2 separate regions of the Mus musculus genome follow, and region 2 is linked to region 1. Evidence: chromatin loops called from intact Hi-C (ENCODE). Cell type or tissue: left cerebral cortex. All regions are shown on one strand. Each heading gives the region's core, and the rest is flanking DNA. Links, peaks and the distances in the headings are about the cores only.

Evidence for each region. Peaks named below come from ENCODE experiments on the same cell type or tissue, not always from the same donor. Only the 100,000 strongest peaks of a DNase experiment are listed, where the experiment ranks them.
Region 2: a loop joins it to region 1, with 2.0 times the contacts of the local background. A loop is called at or near these places in 2 of 42 quality-filtered maps.

Annotation. Positions count from the first base shown.
Region 1 is chr3:96,218,251-96,221,157 of GRCm38, forward strand. H2ac21 (H2A clustered histone 21) reads left to right here and starts at 1,635. Exons shown (of 1, transcript NM_178213.5): 1 at 1,635-2,104. The coding sequence starts at 1,666. The coding sequence ends at 2,058. It overlaps H2ac20 (H2A clustered histone 20), which reads right to left and starts at 2,630. Exons shown (of 1, transcript NM_175662.2): 1 at 2,163-2,630. The coding sequence starts at 2,594. The coding sequence ends at 2,205. It overlaps H2bc21 (H2B clustered histone 21), which reads left to right and starts at 2,822. Exons shown (of 1, transcript NM_178214.4): 1 at 2,822-2,907. In left cerebral cortex, for the core only: a CTCF peak has its summit at 1,092; DNase peaks (open chromatin) are centred at 1,089 and 1,556; H3K4me3 peaks cover 2,060 bases; H3K27ac peaks cover 1,994 bases.
Region 2 is chr3:95,964,255-95,967,161 of GRCm38, forward strand. No RefSeq gene overlaps it. Among named protein-coding and RNA genes, the nearest start is that of Gm9054, 20 kb to the right of the region's middle. In left cerebral cortex, for the core only: a CTCF peak has its summit at 1,781 (motif pointing right); a DNase peak (open chromatin) is centred at 2,036; H3K4me3 peaks cover 218 bases; H3K27ac peaks cover 228 bases.

The DNA of each region.
Region 1 (2,907 bases), core at 110-2,609:
GAAATACCAGCCAGCTGGTGAGTGATGTGTGCACTCTACAAATGGCCTGTTTGTCTCTTCTAGGAAGTCTCTGGCTAAAATTCAAGCAAGGGAGCTCTAGGGAGCAATAGACAATTACATACTGGCCTATGTAGACTTACCTAATAAGATTTTGTATGGAATTTAAAATCTCAAAATAATTTTCCCTTATAGAGGAAAGTAATGGTGGACAAGTTACTTCATTATGCCCAATATCTGGTTAGTGAAATATTATGAATAAAGTCATAAAGAGTATATTCTGAGTCTGAAACACTTGGGTTAGCGAGGGACTACAATGCCCTTTAACAAGGGTCTAAATCCCCTTGAGCCCTTTTTTCTTTACCCACAAAACAGAAAATTACATCCACTTTGTAGATGGCCTATAGCACAGGGTGAATCACACTTGGGTTGAGCGATCTCTGTCCCGTTAGCCTTCTTCACAACTCAGATCACTGAGAAGAAAACCAGAGGTCAAGGCGAGGGGGTTCACTGACTCTTTAAGCAGAACCTCACAAGGTGCCAGGGATATGTGTACGAGATTTTCCTGTTATCTGGGTTTTGTTCTCAGCCCCAAATGCCTCAAAAGTTAATGTTGTTAGAACTTGCATAGCAGAATGGCTGTCTAATGCTAACAAAATACCCTGCAAACTTAAGAATAGTTTAGAATGTAACTGTAACTTCTAGAATTAGATACAGTTCCCTTAACAGGCTCCCTCACCGTTCACCCCCCACCGTCTTATCTTGGTACCTGAAAGTTTTTGGGTGCAATTCTTGGGATAGGGCAAAGGAATGCAGAGCTCATGTTTCAGATGCTAATATGATGCTTGTTGAGACAAACGAGTTAAACATTTAGTAAACGCCTGATACCGGAGTCTGAGCTTGTGAAGCGAATCTGAATTAGCTGGAAGCTTGTAAGCCTCGCCAGAGGGAAGAGCTGGGGATAGGACAGTTCAGCTGAACTCGCGGATTTTTTAGTGGGGAGAGAACCGGAGCAGGGTAAAGAAAACCCCAGATCAAACGAGGACATCTTAAAAGCTAGAGGGAAAAGGTGGTGGCAGACACCTCCTAGAGGTCAAAGACGATGGATACAATGTCATCTAGCCCTTGGTCAAACGACCCAGGGGCAAAGATGGGGAGCCACTGTCAAGGGTAAGGAAGCGAAGCAACTTTCCTAATTCCTTTACGGAGCCTGCTTGTGTGAGACATGGAGAGTAATTTAAAGCTCCGGGGTGGGGGTGGGGACAGAGCAAAATCCCATACTTCAAGGGGAGTGTTTCGAGTTTTGTGCTCTTGGTTGTTTGTTTAGATTTTTCAGCTCTAAACTGGGCAAACAAAACAAACCTCTATAAATTACCACAATAAACAGCTCCGCGAAATTCTTCTGCCCTTAAAATCCTACGATGTAAGTGAGGGCCTTTAAATGTGGCTCTCATCGATTGGTAAATTCCTTTTTCAAAAAATTCGTCATTTCCTGTACTGCAGGATGTAAACCACCGAGTCTAGCTTCTGCTTTCCCATTGGCTGTTGGAGACAGCTCCATTTTAAGCCAATCAAGCTACTTTTCCTTCACCCCTCCCGATAGATCTTATAAATTCACCTTTCCATATCCTTCCCTTGGAAAAAGCAGCAGAAATTGCTTATTCCGCCATGTCTGGCCGTGGCAAACAAGGAGGCAAGGCCCGCGCCAAGGCGAAGTCGCGGTCGTCCCGCGCCGGGCTGCAGTTCCCGGTGGGGCGTGTGCACCGGCTGCTGCGCAAGGGCAACTACGCGGAGCGCGTGGGCGCCGGCGCGCCGGTGTACATGGCGGCGGTGCTGGAGTACCTAACGGCCGAGATCCTGGAGCTGGCGGGCAACGCGGCCCGCGACAACAAGAAGACGCGCATCATCCCGCGCCATCTGCAACTAGCTGTGAGGAACGATGAGGAGCTCAACAAGTTACTAGGGGGAGTCACCATCGCCCAGGGCGGGGTCCTCCCCAATATTCAGGCTGTCTTACTTCCGAAGAAAACGGAAAGTCATAAGCCTGGAAAGAACAAATAACTATTATCCCTTTCCACACAAAAAGGCTCTTTTAAGAGCCACCAAAGTGTCATCCAAAGGGCTGGTCACAAACTGGCGCGTTAGCTAGCTCCTTTGTAAAAGATTTGGTGGCTCTAAAAAGAGCCTTTTTGGATTCGTGTTGAGTTTCACTTGCTCTTAGCCTTGTGGCTCTCGGTCTTCTTGGGCAGCAGCACGGCCTGGATGTTGGGCAGGACGCCGCCCTGTGCGATCGTCACTTTGCCCAGCAGCTTGTTGAGCTCCTCGTCGTTGCGGATGGCCAGCTGCAGATGGCGCGGGATGATGCGCGTCTTCTTGTTGTCGCGGGCCGCGTTGCCCGCCAGCTCCAGGATCTCGGCCGTTAGGTACTCCAGCACCGCCGCCATGTATACCGGCGCGCCGGCGCCCACGCGCTCCGCGTAGTTGCCCTTGCGCAGCAGCCGGTGCACACGCCCCACCGGGAACTGTAGCCCGGCCCGGGAAGACCGCGACTTGGCCTTGGCGCGGGCCTTGCCTCCCTGTTTGCCACGGCCAGACATAACTTAGAGTATAATGTAGGACACACCGAGGTGACAACTTCTGTAAAGCTAGGTTGATTCGTCTCTAAGGCCTTTATAGGCGCTCCTAGGGGTGGGGTGAGGAGGGAGCTTTTCATTGGTGGTTATTTGGCCCCTGAGAAGTCCAATGAAATCTGAAATTTTAGGCTTGTACTGAAAACGCAAGTTTCGCGTATGGGCCAATGGAAATTAAAAGTACTTTGAGACCTAATTTGCATAAGGCGTTCATAAAGGGCTCAAGTCCTCCGGGTCCCTGGTTGATTTTCTACTTACTAGACTGTTTTCCACTGTTTGC
Region 2 (2,907 bases), core at 294-2,793, 250 kb before region 1:
GTTATCAGCCCCTGCAGGTCAGGTGGAATGCCTTCCTTGTCTTGGATCTTGGCCTTGACATTCTCGGTGGCGTCACTGGGCTCGACCTCAAGAGTGATGGTCTTGGCCGTCGGGGTCTTCATGAAGATCTGCACGTTGGCGTCTGCTGCTCAGCCACCTCATTGAAGACAGAGAAGACAGCCCAGCTTGGACTTTAACATAGCTGGGAAAAGGTCCCGATGTCTCCAGTCAGAGCATGGCCTTCCACATTTCATTTTTGTTTATTTTTTTTATTTTTCCTTTTTAATGTGTTTGGGTGTTTTGCCTACGTGTTTGTCTGGAGAGGGCATTGGATCCCCAGGGACTGGAGTTACAAATGGTTGTAAGCCACTATGTGGCTACTGGCAGTCAAACCCAGGTCCTCGGTAAGAGCAGCCGCAGTGTTCTTAATAGCCTAGCCACAGTGGGGTGGTGGTGGCGCATGCCTTTAATCCTAGTAGCACTTGGGAGGCAAAGGCAGGGAGATCTCCGAGTTCAAGGCCAGCCTGGTCTACAGAGTGAGTTCCAGGACAGCCAGAGCTACACAAGAAACCTTGTCTCAGATGCCCCCCGCCAAAACAAAAACAAACAAACAAACAAACAAACACCCCCAAAAAACCAAAAAAACAGTCATCTTTCCAGTCCCCTTCTTCTTTTTTTTTTTACTCTAGCCAAGCCACGCACATTTCTAAGTTTGAGTTTTAAATGTATGTCCTAAACCAGCCCTTTAAAAGATAAAAGTCTAAAGACTGTGATTTGCTCTATAGTGTGTTCAGAAGATTGTCTAGTTGCATTTAATTAGAGAGAGAGAGAGAGGTAAGGCCAATAGAGACAGCCAGTAAAGCAACAGCTTCCGAAGTGGAGGCAGGGGGTGATCACAGCTGCTGGCCTGGCTAACTGACTCCATTTCAAGGTCCTGTGAACAGGAGCTTGCACCTGTACAACCACACCACTGAGTGACAGAGCACAAAATAGCGTTACATATGTGCACAGGGCACATAGCCTGTAATCCCAGCAAAGGAAGGCAGACAGGGAGATGAAGAATTTAAGGGTAGCCTTGGCTACATAGTGAGTCTGAGGCCAGCCTGAGCTACACGGGACCCTGCTTTAAAAAAAAAGAAGAGGTGGACGGTGCTGGAGAGATGTTCCTCCCAAAGGTTAAGAGCTTTGATGGCTCTTGCAGAGGATCCATGGTCAGTTTCTAGGACCTGTGCTAGAGCTCACAGCCGGCTGTAATTCCATTTTCAGAAGATTCAGCACTCCCTTCTTGTACACAGACACACATGCAGGCCATACACCTATATACATAAAAAAATTTAAAAACAAAAGAAGCCATGTATCTGCATAACATACATGAGTCACCCCTTCCCCATCTCTGCTACTCATATTTGGCCAGAAGAGCAAGCCACTTCCTAACCAGTGGTTTCCCAGGGTGACTTACTCCCTGGGGACCGTTAGTGATATGTCTCTTGATATTTTGGTTGTCACACCTGGCCTCAGTGGCACTGCACCTGGGAGGTAGATACCAGAGTTGCTGCTAAACATCCCACAACGGACAAGACTGCCTGTGGCATCATCAAGTCCTAAATGTCAGCTCTGTGAAGCTGGGGTGGGGGTGGGGGATGGGTTAGGAAGATGTGATTTGATTTTGGCAGACTTTCTCTTTGCTTTGATATTAGATAAAGGCGGGGGGGGGGGTAGCATTTAAGTTTTTATTATTAAAGTACAACACTAGAGGGCACTGCCTGCTCAAAAGTTGCAATTTTCTGTGCTGGTGGTGGGGTCTTAGCAGAAAACATGACTGACCCACCGGGAAATGGTTAAAGAGCTATGAAAAAGATGTAACTCCACAACAGTCTTAACAGGTACTGCATCTGAAGCCAGGAGGGGCAGAGCACCTTGTTTTTTGTTTTTGTTTTTTCTTTTTCCCTTTCTTCCTCTAATGATATCTTGGGAGCTTTTGCCAAAGGAAGGGGGAGGATCTCGCTGGATTTCACACACAGGAACACCCACGTCATTGGCACCTCCTCTGAGCAGGTGGTGGGAGGCACTGTTCCTGGGCTATCTGCATCCCTGGCAAAACTGCGAAGTCACATCTGGAGCAGGAGCCAGTTGGGCAGGCAGAGCTCAAGGCTGGTGAATAAAAACCTTTTTCAGAGGATCCAAGTTTGGTTTCCAGCAAGCAGACTGTCTCACAATTATCTGTTAACTCCAGCTCCAGGGCATCCCATGCAGTCTTCTGACCTCTGTGGTTTCTTCTAAGCACACATGCAGTGCACACAGACATACAGGCAGGCAAAACACTCATACACATAAAAAGTTAAAATCAATCTAAACCAGTTTGTCGCTTGAAGCCCTTCACTGTAAGAGGGTGCCCAGCAGGTCCTCTTGAGGTTCCGTCCAACTTTAAAAAATAAAACAATTGCTTTTTCTTTTCTTTCTTTCTTTTTTTTTTTTTGGTTTTTCGAGACAGGGTTTCTCTGTGTAGCCCTGGCTGTCCTGGAACTCCCTTTGTAGACCAGGCTGGCCTCGAACTCAGAAATCCGCCTGCCTCTGCCTCCCAAGTGCTAGGATTAAAGGCGTGCGCCACCACCGCCCGGCACACAGCTTTTTCTTTTAGTATCAGGTCCATAACTGAACAGGAAAGATTTTTCTTTTTCTCTTTTGAGACAGGATAGGCTTGGATTTATAAATTACAAATCAGTCTCTCGGGTTGACAAGATAGCTCAGCAGGTAAAGATGCTGGCTGATGAGCCTGACCACCTGAGCTCAATCCTAGGACCACAATGGAAGGAGAGATGGAGGGTCCCCCTGCAGGTTGTCCTCTGACCTTCTCAAGGGCACTGAAGCACAAGGCATCCATCCCAAATTAATAAACACAAAAACCCG